Regions from separate parts of the Homo sapiens genome. Here all the other regions are linked to region 1. A link is a loop called in an ENCODE intact Hi-C map of the cell type or tissue named here. Cell type or tissue: heart right ventricle. All regions are shown on one strand. Links, peaks and the distances in the headings refer to the core of each region. The heading gives the core; the rest is flanking DNA. Region 1 has its middle 150 kb from the start of LINC01482. Region 2 holds the start of ABCA9 (ATP binding cassette subfamily A member 9). Region 3 holds the start of LOC124904050 (a long non-coding RNA gene). Region 4 holds the start of ABCA8 (ATP binding cassette subfamily A member 8).

What was found. Peaks named below come from ENCODE experiments on the same cell type or tissue, not always from the same donor. Only the 100,000 strongest peaks of a DNase experiment are listed, where the experiment ranks them.
Region 2: it touches region 1 in a loop (5-fold over the local background); 15 of 110 quality-filtered maps call a loop at or near these places.
Region 3: a loop joins it to region 1, with 2.8 times the contacts of the local background. A loop is called at or near these places in 3 of 110 quality-filtered maps.
Region 4: a loop joins it to region 1, with 5 times the contacts of the local background. A loop is called at or near these places in 9 of 110 quality-filtered maps.

Annotation. Positions count from the first base shown.
Region 1 is chr17:68,774,949-68,780,265 of GRCh38, reverse strand. No RefSeq gene overlaps it. Among named protein-coding and RNA genes, the nearest start is that of LINC01482, 150 kb to the right of the region's middle. In heart right ventricle, for the core only: a CTCF peak has its summit at 2,677 (motif pointing left); a DNase peak (open chromatin) is centred at 2,715; H3K27ac peaks cover 5,000 bases.
Region 2 is chr17:69,060,126-69,065,442 of GRCh38, reverse strand. It overlaps ABCA9 (ATP binding cassette subfamily A member 9), which reads left to right and starts at 4,516. Exons shown (of 39, transcript NM_080283.4): 1 at 4,516-4,577. In heart right ventricle, for the core only: no CTCF peak of the experiment used is centred there; no DNase peak of the experiment used is centred there; H3K4me3 peaks cover 968 bases; H3K27ac peaks cover 3,959 bases.
Region 3 is chr17:68,850,265-68,855,581 of GRCh38, reverse strand. The region is part of intron 1 of LOC105371874 (a long non-coding RNA gene); the gene reads right to left. It overlaps LOC124904050 (a long non-coding RNA gene), which reads right to left and starts at 2,789. Exons shown (of 2, transcript XR_007065888.1): 1 at 1,524-2,789; 2 at 961-1,336. In heart right ventricle, for the core only: no CTCF peak of the experiment used is centred there; no DNase peak of the experiment used is centred there; H3K27ac peaks cover 5,000 bases.
Region 4 is chr17:68,953,313-68,958,629 of GRCh38, reverse strand. It overlaps ABCA8 (ATP binding cassette subfamily A member 8), which reads left to right and starts at 3,238. Exons shown (of 40, transcript NM_001288985.2): 1 at 3,238-3,411. In heart right ventricle, for the core only: no CTCF peak of the experiment used is centred there; a DNase peak (open chromatin) is centred at 3,199; H3K4me3 peaks cover 2,724 bases; H3K27ac peaks cover 2,493 bases.

The sequences.
Region 1 (5,317 bases), core at 81-5,080:
GTCCGTGTATAAAACTTCCATGCTTTGCCATCTTATAAGACCCTGAGCCTATTCCATGGGTCCAGTTACATGTCTCTGTCCTCCAGGGTAAAAGTTAAGGCAGGAACATGATCAAATAACTGAATGTGATTATCATTGATCATCACTGATAAGGAAAGATTCCTGGACCACACTGCCCACTGTTGAGGGACTAAGTATTAAAGAGCACTAGTAGACATCTCTCTATGAAGAGCAGCATTTATTGTAAGGTTACACTCTACCCATCAGGGGTACTGACATAGCACCCCTGACCGTGGCTTAGGAGCAGGGAGACTCAGGGTCTGGCAATGTGCAAATTCTCAAGAAGCAGAAAGTATGTTTTCTGTCAGCTAATGGGTAGAATTTGGCTCTGAACCTAGAAGCATGAAGCAGTGAGTCTGTGGCTCTGGATCTACACACAACAGGAGGGATGAAAACCAGGGAAACTTAGAGAAAAAAGGACTTTAAAATACATTACGTGAGCACATAGTAGCTTTTAAATAAATAATGAACCAATGAATCAATGAATGGATGGAGAGTTTTGCATTCCATGCTAATCAACAATATGACTTTTGATATGCAATGAATCTCTTGGTAATGGCATCAGCATGATGTTTTAGCACGACAGAGTACTTTTACATGCATTGTGTTGTTTGTTTCACACAACAATCCTATGAAAGAAGAAGAGAAGCTATAATTAATCCCATTTTGGAGATTCATTATTTCATCAATTAAACAGCTGCACCATGCTGGGAACCAAGCAAGGCTCTGGAGGTCTGTGATAAACAGAAAAGACCTGGCCTCCACCCTCACAGAGCAGGAGTCTAACGGGGAAGGCAAATGTCCAATGAGTAATTGCAAGTCTCAGAAAGTCACAGAAGGGACAACAAGACCTACAAATAAACAAACAGTATCCCAAAGGGGTTAAGGGCTCAAAAGTCATGTCTTGGGTTGGGCATGGTGGCTTAAGCTTATAATCCCAGCACTTTGGGAGGCTAAGGTGGAAGGATTGCTTGAGCCCAGGAGATCAAGACCAGCCTGGGCAACACGGCGAACCCCCATACTTAGTAACCTCTGGTAAGTTACCCAAAACATTGGTTTCCTCATTGTGAAAAAGAAATAACAAATGTGTACAATAGGGTAATATGCAGAGACATGGGCATTCGGGTCCAGGAGCCTTTCCTAATTACAAAAATTAGCCAAGCATGGTGGTACGCATCTATAGTCTCAGCTACTTGGGAGGCTGAGGTGGGAGGATTGCTTGAGCCCAGGAGGTCGAGGCTGCAGGGAGCTGTGTTTGTGCCAGTGAACTGTAGCCTGGGTGACAGAGCAAGACCCTGTCTCCAAAAAACAAACAAACAAACAAACAAACAAAAACAAAAAAAAGTCATGTCTTTTAGGAGGGCAGTTGGAAAGCTGAGTCTGTTTAGCCTAAAAAAAAGGGAATTAACATTAAGACACGATCATAGCATTCAAACATTTGAAGAGATGTCATGTGGAGGAAGGAACAGACCTCAGACAGAGGAACTGAAGAGCACAGGATAGATCCTGGTGTCCTGAAAGACAGATGTGTCTAATGACATTCAAATAAAAATGCTCAGGTGGCAGGTGAGAGAATTGGATCCCTGCCAGGCCATCGACACACACTTCAGTAGACTCAAGAACACTGTGGTTCAGCGTATGAACTCTGGGTCAGCCAAACATGGCTCAAAACAAGCCCCCTGTTACCACTACCACTGCTTTTGAGCTGTGTTTCCTTAGACAATAATCATTGTCCTTAACCTTTGTTACTTAATCTTTCTAAGCACCACCTTCCTCAGCTGCAAATGGGAGATAAAGACAGCACCTGTCTCAGGTGCTCGTCGTAGGATTCAATAAGATAAGGCATGTAATCTGTTTCACTCATTGTTTGGCACATGAAGCCCCAGGTAAATAATCATTAAATGAATATTCCTTTAATGAATGGATTTCATAAAGAAAGTACCCAATAAGCATTATTAGCAATGATGTCAGTAGCACAACGAAAACAACAAACTCGCCATGCAGATATGAGGATGAAGTGAAAGACGGGTGAATGTACTATTGACCCCACCGAGGTTTGCAAATAGGTGGTGTTTCTCTTATCAGTCAGAGAGATAACAAGATCAACTTCTGCACCGGGTAAAGTTTGGACCAAATGTCCTCAAAAATCATCTCCAATTCTTAAATTCCGTGAAAATCAGAAGTGTCTAATAGTCCAATTGTAGAAGTCAGGAAGTTTCTATTCCCTCAGGACAGCAAGAAAGGTCATGGAGCTGCAATCATAAAGCTGTTTGTTTCCAGAAAGGAAATGAAAAGTCCTTCTCCCAGTCCCTATCCCAACTTGTTATTTACAACAACATAAAAGTGCTTTGTTTTTGTACCTTTCTCTGAAAGAACGTGGCCAATCGTCTCTAAAATTCTCAGAGTGTACATATGAGATTTCTTTTGCTTGTTTATTTTTTTCCCAAGCCCTCCCAAAGAAATGCCCCCAAGGACTGCAAGAATCTTCAGGATATGAATTATAGTCTTTTACAATATTTGGTCTTCTTCCAGTTCTACTTGGAATCTTTGACCTGAATGTGAAAAACACAGAGCCCTTGTTTCCACTGAGATGCAGAAAAGGGTTTTCAGATTGTGCCACCTTCTGGCCAAATTTGGAAACCAAAGTGACAGATTTCCTTCATGCCTTCCCAGCAGTGATTCTGCCCCACCAGGGAAGTGGGGCAGGAAATGTCTGCCTGCTGGGCCTCCCCGGAGGTATCATCTTGAACTAATTCAAATTAAACCATGGGACAGCTTCAAAAGCTCATTGCTTATGTATTTAGAAGCACATGTTTGTACTAAAGAGCAATTACTCATGGTGCTCTGATGTAGGTTCAACCTCTGGAGTGGGAAATCAAATCGGGAACTTTCTCAAACGCTTTTAGCTGCCAACCTTAGCAGATGTGTAAATCAGTTGTTGTTCAGTTGCCTGAAACACTCACAGCTACTTTTGTAACTCTAATAAAGAGAGATTAAGAAAGAGAGAACAAAGATCCAGGATCTGAAATCCCTGTCTACTTATGATGACTGAAGATTGATACAGGATTCGTGCAAAGGAGCCACTCTAGAGAAACCCCTTCATCTATAAAACTCATCCGAGTTTTGGGCCCAGACCCCTATGCAGAACTCTTTCTATGAATGAGACACCAGGATGCCTCTCGTGCCTCTGCTTTACGCACAAAAAAAAAACAGAAAATGGAATGATCTCCTTGATGTGTTTTCCCTAGAACCCACATCTTAACCTAAGCCAATATCTGTGGGAAAGAAGAGGCAAGGAAAGACTAACCCAGGTTATAGAGTCCCATAATTAACAAAGTTTCAAAAGAACCTAGATTAAATCATCCATTCCAGGCCTTCCCAGGGTGAAATAGAGAAGAAAGAACGCAGGTTTACCCAGGAGGGAAACAGCCCCATATCTACCTAGTAGTGAAGCTTCATGGAAGATCAAAACCTTAGGAGGCAGAGAATGCCAGACTCTGAGCCCCACAGTATCAAAGCAATGATGAAACCTAAGTATGTCTCATCAGCAGGTTCAGTTCAGCTCTGCGGCCCTGGCAGGCCCTGAAACCTCCTTCTCTAAACAGTGCCTCTCTTAACAAGAGCAGGGGAGAGAGGGATGCTTGAACATACTTTATTCTTCCTGGAGCTGGCGTATTTCACCAGAACAAAATTCATCAGCATTTTTTTAATCTGAAAGAGCTTGGGTTTATAACACACACTTACAACTAATATCCAAAAGTTTGCCTTCCAGGTGGTTGAAATATCACTATGCTGGTGGTCTATTCTAGACATAGATAGCTGACATAAAACACACACTTCCAAATATGCCTAAGATTTTTTTGAGAAAAATATTTTCAAAAACTATTAACCATTTCAAAAAAACAGGGAAATGTCTTGTGAATTGGCTATTCTCTATGAAACACATCAATACAGACGGTTTTTAAAGGAACATGATCTGAAAACACATAGGCTTAAATATGTACCTGATTTGTTATGAGGTGGATCCTTGGACTTTGTCTATTACTTAACACATTTTTTCATTAAAACCTTAATTTGTAGGCTTTTTGGGGACTAGATGTCTAACAGGAGAAGTTGGTTTTAACGCACAGGTTGAAGTAACAGAGCACTTCCCAAAGTATGTTCTTTGGGACACTAGTCCCTCAAGATGTTTGGCAAAAAGGGCATCTGTACCCAAAATTTGGAGAAATGTTTCATGTTATATATGTCTTCTAGGAGATTCACAATGCACATGAGCTTATAAAGAATCTGAGAAATTTGGAAGTAAAGGAATAACAGATTAAATTTGCTTAACTTCAAAATGTTCAAACTTCATTGGCCAAGGAATACTTATATAGAGAAACATCTAATGAGATCTCAAGGAGCTGAACACATCACAGGAAATTCTGCTAATACAACAAGCAGATATATGAGGTTTTCATTCTTATTGATTATGACTTCCCAGAACCAGGAGAAACAGGCCTCAACACTGAGACCAATGCACAATTGCTCTACAACACCAAAAACAACTTTCTATGGCAGGAGAACAGAGAGGAGACTGAACTAATAGGTCCTTGAACTGCTGAGGGCCTTTATAGACCATTTTCCTAAGCCTTTGCCCATAAAAACTAAGTTCCAGGAAACAACAGCACAGCTTGTAGTTATGACAACAGGAATGAAAAATCAGCTTCTTCATAAATCATTTAGGAAGTGAATCAACCAAGCCATATTTGAAGAGCTGGATTCTAACACAAATCTTGTCTTCACCTAAATCTCATAGGATTATTCTTCCAGAAAGGGTTGGATTTCTATTTCTTCTCTGTAAAATCAGAAAACATGGATTGCAGTATCTTAGAAAAACTCCTCTGCCTTAAGAAGTTGTAATACTCATGAATCATAAAAAAGAAATCAATCATGTTTTCTTTTTTGCTGCCTTTCCTAGAACTTTAAACTTGCAAGGAACCTCTTTGTATATTCTCTATACTAGACGTAACTACTTTTTATTTCTGGGTTACTGGCATAGGACATTGTATTTTCTGGTTTTAGGGAAAGAGGAAAATTGAGTGCTGTAGGGACCAGACCTACAGTGTTTGTGGGTTTTTCTCCTCGTGTGCAGAGATGAGAGATCATAGAAATAAAGACACAAGACAAAGAGATGGAAGAAAAGACAGCTGGGCCCAGGGGACCACTACCACCAAGACGCAGAGACCGGTAGTGGCCCCGAATGCCTGGCTGTTTG
Region 2 (5,317 bases), core at 236-5,235, 290 kb before region 1:
CACAGTCAAGGCAGTAGTGGGAATGATATCATAAAAATTCTATGTCAGAAAGATTGTTTATATGTGATGTGGAAATAGATTGCTTTCCCATTTCAAGATGGCAGATAAGCAAAGGATAGACACAAGGACAACATTGCTCAATATCTAATAAACTTCCAAGAGAAAAGAATAGAGAGACTAGAAGGAAAGCAATATTTGATGAAGGTATTAGTTAAAATTTTCCCAGAACTTAAAAAGGAGACACAAGTTCTTTGATTGCAAGTGAACACAAAGTGCCATGTAGGACAAAACCCAAAAATCTATACCTGAGCACACTGTCATGAAATTCCCTACACTTGTGGTTAAAGAGAAAACCCTAAGATGTCTTCACAAGAAAAACAAAAAAACCTCAAACTTACGAGTACCAAAAGCACTTTATCATCATATCTGGATGAGAAAGCAATAACATGCTATTTTTAAAGTGAGAAATATAAGACATTTTCAGTCAGAGCTATAAACAAAAACAGAAAACAATAATGGAATGACAGAGTAACAAAAATACAGATAGAGAAAATGAACAGATTTGTTATAGTAAAAAAAAATTTACAAATGGCCAAAAAGTATATTAAAATATGCTTGACACCACTAAGAAATATAAGTTATCAAGGTGGTACTATTTTTTATTAATCAGACTGGTAAAATTTACAAACACCTATAATGTCTAGTTTTGACACAGCCGTGGAGAGTAGAGTCTCTAGCATTTGGTGAGTCATCCCTCATTGCAAGCTACTGCACTCAATACTTTACATATGTTATTTCCTTTAATCTCTACCATCTCCCCTCCACCCCAAACCTAAATTTATAAATTCTAAAACACCCTTGTTAGATACTATTGTGTCCTCTGGATCTCACAGATGAGAAAACTAAAGCTTCCTGGGTAAATCATTGGGGCTCCAAGGTAAGTTACTTGCCTTGCATTGCAATTAGTAAGAAGTAGAGCTAATGTTTTAAGTTCAAATATGCTAACGGGTGTATCCTATAAGGAGCAGGAAGATGGGGGAGAAAGATGTATAGAGACATAGGCTGATTTTTTATATTGCCAGAGTAATGTAGATCCTGATACGTTTGTTAACATTTGAGGGTTATCACTAGTAGAACAAAATACTGATCCAGAACTTTATAGATGATAGTTGGGGAAAAAGGAAAAGGGGAACCTGAAAAAAGGAACAGAGAAAACACAATCACTACAGAAATGGATAAATGGGAAATAACAGGAAAGCGTAATTTAAAGAGACCATAAAATAAGATGACTGGAAGAAAAGGATTGGGTAACCAAAGGACTTACATCCCCTTCCCTGCCCTGCCCATGGATAGTAGAAGATTTGCAGATAAGGTAAAAAGAGAAATGCAATTATACTACTTCAACAGGCATCCTTTAGGCATGTAATAAAAGTTTGTCAAAATATATCTGAGAAATGCAAATTGCAAATGAAAGTGGAGGGCAGGAATATATCACACAAAGGATATTTCAAGGCAAAAAAAGCACAAAACAAGACCAAGTAGAATTTATTACATTTTTAAGAAACAAAGAGGGCCAGGCGCGGTGGCTCACGCCTGTAATCCCAACACTTTGGGAGGCCGAGGCGGGCGGATCACGCGGTCAGGAGATCGAGACCATCCTGGCTAACATGGTGAAACCCTGTCTCTACTAAAAATACAAAAAATTAGCCGGGCATCGTGGCGGGCGCCTGTAGTTCCAGCTACTTGGGAGGCTGAGGCACGAGAATGGCATGAACCCGGGAGGCGGAGCTTGCAGTGAGCAGAGATCACGTCACACACACACACAAAAAAAAACAAACACAAAACAAAACAAAAAACAAAGAGAAATGTTTGGAGGATATCTGACAAAACTCACATGCAGGCAGTGCAGCCAGATCTGAGAAAGAATGAAAAGCAAGAAGATAAAAGCCCCTGGAAAACAAGCAGACATTCTCAGTCTTTATCAGGCAGCTGGACCGCTTCATCCTTCTCTCTTTACAGATCAGGTTTTTCTGTTTTTGCACAGTGTTGAGAAGGGCTGCACACAGGTCTTGGGGTGACAAGTCCTCCTTACAAATAGCCAGCAAAGATTCCAAGAAGAATGTTGTAGTCTGGTGCAAAACACATCACATGAAATTTATAAGGTTTCTGGCACTGGAGAATACTGCCGCAAAATAAATGAAGCAAAAGGCAAGGAAAATTGTAAAATATGTGCACATAAAGTAAGAATAATGGAATAAACAGAGATATATGCAAATGAGACAGCATAGCATTTGTAATTTGAGCTCATAGACTCTACAGATTGTCTGAGTTTTAACTCAGTTTCCGCTACTCACCATCTGTGTGAATTTGGGCAAGTTATGTAACTCCCTGGGCCTCACCTTTCTGGTCCGTAAAATGGGTTGATTAGAATAATGCCTACCTCATGGGATTATTCTGTGGATTAAATGTTTTAATATTTAAGTATGTCTTAGACACAATAAATGCTATATGTAGTTGCCAAAAAAAGTGTACATTATGGTATAAAATCAGTGTCATTTCATTTTTGAACTCCCATGGGATTGTTTTTGAATTGGTAAACTGATTCAAAAACTTCTTTATAAGAGTAAATACGTCGGGCGCAGTGGCTTCTGCCTGTAATCCCAGCACTTTGTGGGGCCAAGGTGGGTGCATCATTTGAGGTCAGGAGTTCCAGACCAGCTTGACCAAAATGGTGAAACCCCTTCTCTACTAAAAACACACAAAAATTAGCTGGCCGTGGTGGCAGGTGCCTGTAGTCCCAGCTACTGTGGAGGCTGAGGCAGGAGAATCGCTTGAACCTGGGAGGCAGAGGTTCCATTGAGCCGAGATTGTGCCACTGCACTCCAGCCTGGGTGACAGAGGGAAACTCCGTCTCAAAATAAATAAATAAATAAATAAATATTAAATATTGTTTAATCTAGAAAATATTAAAAAGAAGATCAATGAGAGGGAGCTTGCTCTGTTATAGTGCCACAGAGATTACAGTGTGGTACACTGAAGGAAACATTGAAAACAGAATTTAGAACCGAAAGTCAAAATCAACTAGGTCCAGAACTCATAAGCTCTAACCTAGGTACAAAGTTCTTCTAGGAAACAAGTTACTGAAAAAAAATTTCCTAAATTATATTCTCTGTGCACAAAATGTTGGCGATGTTATTAAATGTATTGAATGTGATAATTTTGTATTTTCTGCAGAAAATCAACCAACCTATAACCTTTTCTGTAGACATATGGAAACAATCAGAAGTCTTTTTTTTTTTTTTTAAGTTTGACAGTCTCATGGATTCAGGAGTTCAGCCTACTTCCACAGACTGCTTGCTGAGCAACTTCTGGATCGCATATAATTAGAAAAAGGATAAATATAATTGAATCAATATTGAGAGAATGGGAAATGGGTAAGGAAGATTTCATTTGGTTATCATGGTCCATGAGACACAGATAAGAGGCTGATTTAAGAATTGCATGCATTTATTGTTTCCCTTTCAGCTGTATGTTCAGGAAGAAATTACAGTACTGAAGAATTTAACAGACTTACTGGCTGTAAGCAGAATGATAGTGGTCCTTTCCCCCCTCTTCTTCAGCCAAAGATGAACTCCATGAATTATAAGAATTTTGGAACAGTCTTTTCTTCTACTTACATAAGATGCTCAAAAATAGACAGAATGGCATCTATTACCAGTTAAAAATGTTTCTCTAACAATACTGGAAAGCAGGACATACTAAAATTCAGTAGTTACTGGTGGAGAAAGTAGTTTGTTTCATGGGAACCGTTGCAGAGATGACAAGCCTGGAGGCTTTGAGAGCACAGGTAATTGTTATGTGAGATTTCTCTAAAGATTCTGCTCGCTTCAGTACCATGAAAGATGAAAGATGCTACAATTAGTATGCACACAATGAAACTGAGATGCAGATGGAAACTCAGAGTTTCTTTTGTTACCCTGAAGAAAATTACATTGCTTTATTGCCGTATTTCTGGATTCAAGTTTTAAGAATCTGTTGAAGGTTTTAAATAGTTTCTAACCCAATTTGTATGTATTTACTTGTCACTTAAAATATATATATATATAACATATATATTTATGTATTTTTCACTTTGTTCTGCTCTACTCTTCTCTGGATTGGCTTCTTACTTATCTTTGTTTAAATCATTGTGTTGGGGTCAACTCTCCCATTAGGGCCTTGTATGAAAAGACCGATTGAGAAAGGCTAGATTCTCCTTGGTTTGATAGTTCCTAATGTTTTGATATGTCCAGCCAACCATCTGCAACTACAAACTCCCTGCTGAGTAACTAGCAGGAAACAAAGAAATGGAAAACAGCAAAGAAATCACCACGTGAGCAGAAGATATTTTGGCAGGCTAGCTGAACTGAGACCAGATTCTCCTGGGAAATTTGTATAAAACAGAACTATTCACAATGAATGTGAAATTAAAAGCATGATGTAGTAGTGACCCAAAAGGAATGTGAATTCTCCTCCAGAACATGCAGAGACCCATGGATGAACTGTGTTTCTAGATTTTTCCTCCAGCTTTCCTGAGAGTAAGTTAACCTCTAAAATTGTGGTTATTTTGCATATAGAAATATAACATAAGACTATAAATAGGCATGCCAGACGTTTAGGTAGAAACCATTAAAAGCAGTAAGTTATTAACGAGTCATTTTGACTTTTTAAATCATCTATTTTATTTTGTATGTCTAAATAACCAAATGAAGAACTAAGAATTTAAATTTTTACCCCGTAACTAAAACATTTTTGGACAAATAGCATACATTATCTAATAGGCTATTGAATAAATCAAAAGAAATGTCACGTTATGTTGCTTCTTTACAAGTATGAACTATTTCCAAATTTATTTGAATTACTTACTCTTCTTTGTTTGTTTTTAATTTTACTGCCAGAGGAATTGTAAGCATTGCAGGATGCATAATTTTCTGAGTTTTGAATTGTTTTTAAATGGCTTGAGAATATTTTCATCAAGAAAACTTAAGGAAAGATTTTTATTGATCTTGTTTATTATAGTAACTATTTTAAAATTTTGATCTAATTTGTTGCCCAGTGCAACAAATTAGAAAAATTTGTTCTGTGAATAACAGGAATTTTATCTGACTGGGAAATGATTGGCTTTTTATAACCAATTTATTATTTCTAAATTATACAATTTCCTATTCAGAACAATTTAAGCTAATTAGATGTTTTATATTATTACGGTGGGTAGTATATTTTTTCTCTGATATTTACACTAAGATGTTCAGTGGGGGGAAAAATCAGTCTTAACGCT
Region 3 (5,317 bases), core at 61-5,060, 75 kb before region 1:
TCTCTACAAAAAATAATAAAAATTAGCCGGGCATGGTGGTGCATGCCTGTGGTCCCAGCTACTGAGGAGGCTGAGGTGGGAGAATGGATTGAGCCCAGGAGTTTGAGGCTACAGTGAGCCAAGATTGCACCATTGCACTCCAGCCTGCACAAGAGTAAGATATTGTCAAAAAAAAAAAAAAAAAAAAAAAGATTAAACTGTTAAACGTATAGATTAAGGTACTCTCAAATTAACTGAGGTTGTTATATTTTGTTGTACATTTCACATAACACCAACAGCACAATGAGAGTATGTTTTCTCATTTAAAGGGATCTCAGATTTTAAAAGACTGAGAAACACAGGTTGAAAGGTTTATTTGCTCCTTCTCCATTACTCTGTTGAGCTTTTTGTAAGTATCAGATGCAGAAAGCAGATTGTGGGTTATTCCACAGCTCTTAGTTGCCCCATGTAATGAATGTGTCTCAGCGTAAACATGGAAGAATTTCAAAAGAAAATGATTGAATTATTAAATATAGTGTTCTCTTTTTTTATTCATACACTCTCATATTGATAAAAAGGAGTTCAAATAGCTTATTTAAAAAGTACAACCAAACTATTGGGACAACAGTAAAATGACAAAAAAAAAAAAAACTAAAACAGCAACAATATCGAGAAAACACATAATGAGAGGAGGAAAAGGATGGAGAAAAATTTAGGAACATGTAAAATGATACTCCATTTGTACAAATGATTTTAAAAGAAAATAGCGTCTTTTGCCATTAAAAATGGCTGCAGCTGTATCTCAAAGGAATTAACCTACTCTGGCCAGCCAGATTTAATAACAAATGAACCCTTGAAAATACTGCAGCTGCAAAAGACCTCTAGAGAGAGAGCTGTATCAGTCTGGAACATTCCACAAAACAAAAAAGAAATCTTAAAAAATAACCCCTGTAGGTATATCAGAAAATAACTCCATAGTGGTGACATTCTATCAAGAGCAACTTTATTTTTTCCATGAGAAATATAATAAACACTCATATATGAGAACTGAGAGTCCCATAAAAATTCATTTGTCTTCTTTCCCAGAACAATTGTAAGACTATTTCCAGTAAAGGCAGCATGAGGTCAGATAATTCCTATTCCTAGAAAACAAGCACAAAACTGGACTAAATTATTTAAAATAATTATTTTGAGGTACTGAAAAAAATGACCAACAACAAAAAAAAATGAGACACAAGAAACTGTGAAGATTTTCCTCTTGAAATGGTGCTGCTGTATCTGGTATAGTAGTGGTGGGTATGTGGCCTTCTTTCCTGGAGCTGTGGTCGTCCTTTCCAACACACTCAGTCTTCAGAACCTGCATCATTACAGGTAGGGAGAGATGGCAATGCCAGATTGAAGCTGGCAGCAAAGACCCACAGCTCTACAACTGCAGGCAGGGAATGCAATTCAGAGCAGTAAGCAGACCAGTAAGAAATTTAATGGAGGAAACATGGAAGTCCACAAGCATAGAAAATCTGAGAAACTTAACTCTCCATACATACCTGACTATCTACAAACCTATGAATGCATGGGAGATACCCATGATAGCCTGGAAAAATGTGAGCTATTTGAGAACTTGCTGATTCTGTGAAGGCATTCCTCAACTCATACATAGCTCATGCAGGAGAAGGAAGAAGTCTTACAAGCACAGTGTCCACAGTATAATCTCCACCAAAATTGCCATCTGACCTCCAAAGCAAAAAGATACTGGGGAGAAGAAGCAGCAGCCTCACATCTGAAGAAGAAGCCCCTAAGAAGCCAGGGATAATCTGCGTGCCTGTTTTGCCCTATCCCATGACTCATTACCGAGGGTTTTCTCTCTCCCTTGGCTCCAACTCAACCTTGTTTTTCGTGTCGCTTTGGGGCAATTGGGATTGAGGAACAGAGTTGCTTATTACAAATCATGACTGTCTGAGCAACAGGAGCAAAGGGTTGGGTAGTAATGGGCATGCACCATAAAAATACACCCAGTGAAGACACACAGAACAAGGCAACATGTGGTTCTCACCAGAAACTCAGGAATTTGGAACAGCACATGGTATGAAAATATACCCATTGGGAAAAGAAAAGCACAAGAATGTCTAAATCAGAAGAGTTCCTCATTGGAGACAGGCACCAACAAGGGTCAGTGGACACACATAACCCTCTGCCTTCCTGATTCCCTTAGTCTACATAGTTCAGTTTATAGAAAAATAATCTGAATCAAGAAAGCAAAGTACACTGACACGTTGAATCTCCTTTTCTCTCTGCCAACTTTCTGCGAAGAGAAGCCAACTATTCTACATAATGACCCATGAATACATACGTATATGCCTCGGTGCCAAAACCAGAAACACAAGAAGGGTCCCACTATAAGCCAAAGCCTCGAAGAATTACTTTGTAGGCAGTGTAACAATCTTGGTTGAAATAATAGGAGTCAAATCTGCCAGCTGTTAAAGGCTTTATTGTAAAGAAATAGAGAGTTCACAGGAATGTTGGGAAAGCTATAGGCTTAGCCTCAAAATGTGGTCAAGAACTAGAAGAAGCTAGATAGTTGGAAAATACAACTAATGTCACACTGCAGGGACAATCTGTTTCACGGTCAGAGCGCCAGACAACTACCGCAGGATTGTCAATGCCAACAGCGTTGCATGCGGCCACTGAATTCTCGAAGCTGTCATTGCTGCTGGGCTCTCAATATGGACACCATGAAATGGTATCTCTAACATCTTTTGTTTTTTTAATTTTACATTCCAGGATACATGTGCAGGATGTGCATGTTTGTTACATAGGTAGATACGTGCCATGGTGGTTTGCTGTACCTATCAACCCATCACCTAGATATTAAGCCCAGTATTCATTAGCTATTTTTCCCAATGCTCTTCCTCCTCCCACCCCACTCCCTGACAGGCCTGAGTGTGTGTTGGTCCCCACCCTGTGTTCATGTGTTCTCATTGTTCAGTTCCCACTTACAAGTGAGAACATGTGGTGTTTAGTTTTCTGTTCCTGCGTTAGTTTGCTGAGGATACTGGCTTCCAGCTCCATCCATGTCCCTGCAAAGGACATGATCTCATTCCTTTCATGGCTGCATAGTATTCCATGGTGTACATGTACCACATTTTCTTTATCCAGTCTATCATTGATGGGCATTTGCGTTGATTCCATTTCTTTGCTATTGTGAATAATCTCTACCATCTTTTATCTTTGCCTCCCCTCCTCTGGTTCCAAAGACTTGAGCAGGAGCATCTTATTAGTTGGGCTTGAGTAACCTGCCTGCCCCCAGGTTAACAGGGGAAGGCAAGAGGGAAGATTGGCTTCCTTCCATTTGGCTGCCAAAGTGGACAGTTTTTGCCCTCCACCAAGACTTCAAGTTTATAAATTGTTCAGTTTAGTGTCCAAAAGAGTTGTGCTAAATTTAGGAAAGTTTAAATGAGGATTAGGAGAATGGCTTGTTTTGAGCAAGTAATACTTTGGGGAATGGAAAAGAATGATTTATCTTGAAGGAACATGAACCTCTTAAAAGACAAGGCTTCACAAGAGAGAACATCTGGAAGATGAACAGCTGTGGAAGTGTATAGGAGAAGAGAAAAATTGCTCGATGACAAACAGAATCAAATTTATCATAGGAGTTTCTTGTTCTATTCTTTTCTGTGTGTTTTTTGTTTATTTGTTTGTTTGTTTTGGTCACTACTCCAGGATCTCCATACTCTTCTTGGTATGCATCAATTATTATCAATCTTAAATTTAAATATTTAAATATTCAGACTGCATAAAAGATTTTCTTTCTTATCCAAAAACATATCCTGAACCAAAACAAAGCCACTTGCCATAGGATTCTCACCTCAGAAACTTTTCTAGTTTAATACTCTTATTTTTTTAATGATAGAAAGAAGAATTTAAAAAATCATATGCTGGTGACCAATTCCTTAGATTAATTGAAAGTTCCCAGCATCATGACCAAGGACCTCTGGAAATAATGGGTTTTATCTACTTCGTTGTATTTGTAAACCATTTTGTTGGCTGCTTTTTAGACATTACAAATATTTCAAATAACTTCCTGTATGTTGACAAGGTTGATGGCCACCTTGTTCTTCTAGTCCTGAGCCTCTCTAATGACACCAGTGATACAGAGTTGAGACTCTCCAGAACACCAAAAATGTGAATGGATTCCATGTATCTATTTAAGCTGTATTCTGGAGCTTTTCTCTCTTAAGTCCAATGTTGCAGTGCCTGTACATTTTTGAGCCAAACATTGAATGCTTTCCTCAACAAGAAATACTCTACAATTCGAATAATTTGCCAAGTAGAGCTAAGGTCAAGGTCAAGAGGGAAATCTAAGGTTTCACCAACTTTGGATTAAATATTATAAACAAATGAAAGAAAATCTTCACAATAGTATTTGCTTTTAACTTATTTCAACTGGGAAACTCTGTAGTCATGTCATTAAGAACTTCATATAACTTATTTTGTGCCTTTTATACATCAGAAAAAGTTCAGATTTGAACTATAAAACATCTTTGATAAGTGCTAAAAGAAAAATAAATCACTTGGATTCTTACACAAACTAGCTTTAAAAAAAGCAATTAAATGCATTTTATCCTTTGCTTGTTTTGAGACTTTGCCATGTAGTAAATCCAGTTTTCACCACCCTATCCTGGGATGACTTGAAGAATCTTTCCTATGCATGCTCAGGATTTTGCTTAAAAAGGATAATGGGGCCTTACTTTCCTTGGTTACCCCTACTGTTCAGTAAAGTCTTTATGAGGAGTCTTCGGGGGGATAAAGAGAAGGAAAGTAAGAAATATGTGATCTGTCCCTAGCCAATGTACATCTCCCCTGAAGCTTGTAATGAGGAAGCATAATATAACAAGGTAGAATTCTAAGTCATGAGCAATAGCAAACTATGGAGTTGTCCACAGCGAGCCTGGAGCAGAAAGCAAGAGAATCCCTGCAGAGAAGCTACTTCAGTTGGCAGTGAGTCTTTTTGAGCATGGAAAGCGAAGAAGAGAAAGAAGAGGCTGATTCTTGATCCCCTTGTTATTTACTATCACAACTTAAATGGAAGATTTATGTTTCAAGATAAATGCATCCTCCCCTCCCACTCTAATCTTCAGAGATTATGGGAAAACAGCTGTATAGTGAGCATGGTGTACCAGAAACTGAAGAATTCCTGAAAAAAAAAAAAAAGCTAACAAGAGCACATTTGAAAAGGAAACTTGGCCTGGAATGGTTCTCCACACTCAGCTTAACACTTGGGGGCAGGGGGCAAGGCAAATAACAGGACAATTTTTTTTCAGTGGGTCGACCCTTCGCAACA
Region 4 (5,317 bases), core at 235-5,234, 180 kb before region 1:
TATATAATATATAATTATATATTATATATAATTATATATTATATATTTTATATATATATTATATATTATATATAATTATATTATATATTATATATTATATATAATTATATATATATTATATATTATATATAATTATATTATATATTATATATATTATATATATAATTATATTATATATTATATATTTATATAATATAATTATATATATATATAATATATATAACCAGCCATTGAATGTGTTGCCATTAGAATCTAAAGAGACATCACAGATGCTGACCTTTCTTCTTACTGGTTGAGGCTGCAAGATACAGTAATTTTTCTTTCACTTTGAAGGAGATAGGCAAAGCACCCCTAGCCACTGGATCCATAAAACCTTTGCCGAAGTGAAAACCTCCAGAATCTTCACAGGGTTTATCTCCCACTTTCTAAAACATGTGTACTACCAAAACCTCCAGCATGCTAGTCACATCTTGCTCATCTTGTCTGATCAGCATGATGCCATCAATGTGTCAATATGATATTCTGTGGATGTCTACATGGTCCAGACCTCTTAAGACTATATTATAAAAAAAGCTAGGGGGTCAATAGAGCACTGAGGGAAAACTGTAAAGAAATAATATTACCTAATCTATCTGATTGTGCACTGTTTTTGATGCTCTTTTCTAATCAGAATAGAGAAGAATGCATCTGACTAATCGCTGGCTAAAAATCATGTATCTGCTCTAGGAATAGATACCATGTCTGACAAAGCAACTCTAATTAGGACCACTAGTTGTTTGAGCTTGAGATAGTCTAAGCATTCTCTAGAATCTTTCTGGCTTCTGCAAGGATCAGGCTGGCAAATTAAATTAAGGTGTGCTAGGCACCACTACCTTTCATCCTTATGTCACTATTTGTGGCATTGGTCTCTGCATTTCTTCTCCCCATGTGGAATACTGTTCTTGATTAAGTGTCATGGCTGGGGATAAAGTTGGGAGAATTGTCAAAGGTGCCCACTTTCCCTTCTGCATTATGATAGTTTTTACCCTACAGGCCAAGGACTCAGCATGGAAGTTATTCTAACTACTAGATATGTCAATTCTAACAGCACATTTGGTGACAGCAAAATCACCACTGGGTATGTCCATAAGTCCAGTGAGACGAGGCAGAGCTGCTTGTTAACCGGAACTCCATTTACGACCTTGGCTCTATATTCTCAATCTAGCTGTAGGGCCTTAGTGTGGGTTGCAGTTATCAATGTCCACTCTGACTTTATGCCCAACAACCCTTGACATGTCTGGGGATTTTTCTTTCTTCAGTGTATAATCACCCAAATAATGGCTTTAGGTCCCTTTGAGGGAGGACTAGGAAGTATAATCACCACAGTATATACTTGTCAAGATGTTGCAAGATCTTTTCTTCTAGGGGTCTGACTAGTTTTTTAATCAATATGTTCTGTATCTGAAAAGTAGCTTAGGACTAGGAGCTGAGCAAGAGATCATGACTTTTTATTGGGGTGATGGAGACCATGTTGAGCCTCTTACTCCTCTATTTCTTCCCCTTCTGGTTATATAGTTACTGAGCAGCACCCTTGTTGACCTCCTTCCTATTTTGTCTGTATATCATAGTAAGGTTTATATATTTCACTTAAAATGAAGAAATATTAATTCTGGGTAAAGCATGTCAAGTTAAGTATGTCTTTTGTAATCCTGAGAGTGACCACTAAAATAACTATACAAATAGATACAGTTAAGAAACATAATAGATACGTTGAAATGCAATACCAAAAAATAATTTCAAATAACCAACAAGAAAGCAGAAAATGGGAAATAGGAGAATTAAAACCAGAGAGAAAAGAAGCAAATAACAAAATGGCAGATCTGATTTTAAAAATCAATAGCTACATAAAATGAAAATAATTTAAACACACCCATTAAAAGATGTGCATTGTCAAATTGGATTTTAAAAACCAAACTCATGACTCTATTATATGCCATCTACAAGAAACTCACTTGAAATACAATTTAGAGCTGGGTATAGTGGCATGTATCTGTAGTTTCAGCTACTCAGGAGTCTGAGATGGGAAGATCACTTGAACCCAGGAGTTCAAGTCCAGCCTTGGCAACATAGCAAGACCATCATCTTAAAAAAATAATAACAAACACAGACGCACACACACACATACACACACACGCATACACATATAATATGAATGTGATGTTTGGCAGGGCCAACAGAATTGAGATCATAACTGCCACTCTGAAAGCATATAGTGTGTGTGTGTGTGTGTGTGTGTGTAGATAAAAATAAACGGATGAAAACAAAATACCACGAAAACAATAATCACAGGAAAGTAAGAATGGCTATATTATTAATATGAAACAAAGTAGACTTTAGAACACAAAAGTTACTAGAGATAAAGATTAACATTACATAATGATAAAAGGGTCAATTCACCAAGAAGACATAACAATTCCAAATGTTGCAAAATACATCAGGCAAAACATGATAGTTTTAAAGGGAGAAATTTGAAAGTCCCTAAGTTTTGTTAAAATCTTCAACATTCCTCTCTTAGTAATCAACAGAACTAGGAGACAGAAAATTAGGAAAAATATAGAAAAAACTGAACAATATCATCAACCAACTAAATGTAATAGATATTATATAATATTCCACTCAACACCAAAAAACTATACAACTTTTCAAGTGCCTATGGAATATCTGCCAAGATAGATCATATCCTGGGTCATCAAATAAGCCTTAACAAATTTGACATACAAAATATTTTTTCTGAGTATAATTGAACTTCTGATTTAAAATTAAATCAATAACCAAAAGATAAGAAAATCTTCAGACACTTGGAAATTAAGCACATTTCTGATTAATCCGTGGGTCAAATAAATTGGAAAATAGTCTGAACTGAGTGAAAATGAAGCTGGGAAGCAGAGGAATGAAAATTTTGATTATCTAGGTAAAGCTGTCAATTAAGCAGACTAGAGCTCTGGGTAGAGAGAAGAGCTTTTCTCTGATTAAGCTGTTTACTTTCTCATGGCTTAAAGACAGCACTTTAAATTTTGGTATTAGCCACAATAATCTTGGACGTAAAAGAGAAATTGCTCCCTATAATATGATATAGCCAGGCAACCCAGTATAAATGCCACTGCTCTGCAGGAACTGGCCGAATATCAATGAGAAGACAAACAGTCCAAGCATGATGACGTGAATGTGATGTTTGGCAGGGCCAACAGAATTGAGATCATAACCTCCACTCTGAAAGCAGTCTTCACAGAAACTTTTCACAGAAGTCAAATAGTTAAAGCAAATTCTAGATACATGGTAGAGACCAGGAGAAAATATGAATAACTTTCTTCTAAACAAGGAGCTCAGTGGATAAACCATACCTCTAGATTCCTTGCTTCCATTTTCCCAGAAGTAAGTTCACTGTATTTTTTCTGTTTTGTTTTGTATTTTGCTTTTGTGTGTGAGTTTGTTTCAGAGGTTTTGTCTTTTCTTATTCCTATCACAAAATTATAAATAAACCTTTATAAACTGAATGACAATCATCTATGCAGAAATTATTTTGAAAAATATTGGGCTACTTTAAAGATTTTATATCTGGTAATTAATATTAGATAAATAAAAACATTGAGTTAGAATGTTTTTTAAAAAATTATGCAAACATTATGTTGTTTTAAACATAACTGAGTGTAGAAATAAGTTTAAATTGGCTAAAAATTTTTTGTGAAGAGCTTAGAGTTTTAAGAATTGGGTTGGAAGACTGAGTTGTTTTTGAAGTTAAAGTTATCTACTTTGATTGCACAATAATGTAGGGCATTTTGGATAAGTGTTCTTCTGACTTTAAGACTGTTTACCAAGAGCACTTACAGAAATATTTTTATTGTTCCTATCGCTCACTCTTAGTCTATAAGAATTTTAGAAATGTAAGATTCTTTCTAGGATCTTTTACTCGTTGGATACAGTGAGTTGAATCAGAATGTGAAATATGTAGCTTCTCTTTACCACAATGTTATTTAAAATGTACATTGGTAAAAAGAATTTTCATACTCCTATAGTGAATACATGTTGTTCTGAATTTTACAACAGTATAAGAGGATAAAAATGAGTCATTACAATTTGAGACTATTTGCCATATGTATAATAAAGTATTCATGTTTTTGCTAGCCTTTACATAAACTGCAGAACATACAAAAATTGGAAAGAAACAAAGTTGGCAATAATACTTTACGATGGAAGATATAAGGGATTGGAGTCAGACTGGAGTTTGCATGCTACCTAAGACTGTAGCTGATTCCATAGTGAGGAGATCATCCTCTTGGCCAATGTCTATTAACTTCGCCAGTGAATTATGCATTTCTGTAGAGAAGCTGTGATATATTTGGGCTTGTGCATGAGGTGGAGTGTAGGGAAACATCACACTCTGGGGACTGTTGTGGGGTGGGGGGAGGGGGGAGGGATAGCATTGGGAGATATACCTAATGCTAGATGACGAGTTAGTGGGTGCAGCGCACCAGCGTGGCACATGTATACATATGTAACTAACCTGCACAATGTGTACATGTACCCTAAAACTTAAAGTATAATAATAAAACGAAAAAAAAAAAAGAAATTCCTCCTGTACAGAGCTTGCATTGGCGGCAGCTGCTTTAAGAACCCAGAAACTTTTGCCCTCTCTGTAGGCTAGCTCACTGTGAAAATATCCCATGGATTTTACCTAAAATTGCTTACAGAGAGCGGCATTATACTTCTATAGATAATTGCATCAGTAACCAGAGAGGAGAAGTACAGCAGCAGACTACCCTCTACCCCCGGTAGGAGTAGTAGCACATCACAGTTTCAGCAAGTTCAATCTTGAGCAAAGAACATGATGTGATTGTTTGTGGGTATGTCTGTATACGGAGTGTGATTTTAGGTAAGGAGAGCCTTGCACAGCTCTCTTAAAAGTATCCATGCTGAATTTTCTGCACCTTAACCTAGGCTGCTTTACTCTTGGAACTGTCTTTCCCTCTTCTCCTTCCATGGGCTCTCTGACCTCTTTACTTGGTCTGCTTCCACTTAGGCCTGCCCCTCAGCCTCATTGCATGGCCATGTGTAGGTTCTTCTTCTAGCAGTGTTCTCTGAGACTGCTGTGGCTAATGTGCCTTCTGTTGCAACTGACCCCTGGACACCTTACTTGAGATTTGGCTCTAGAAAGTAGCACCACCCTGTGTGTGATCCTGTCCCATAAATGAGATGATGGCTTCAGTTGGGGCTCATTCACTTCTCATCACTATGGAGGAGTTCATAGAAACTGCATGGCCAACATGGCATGCATACGGAG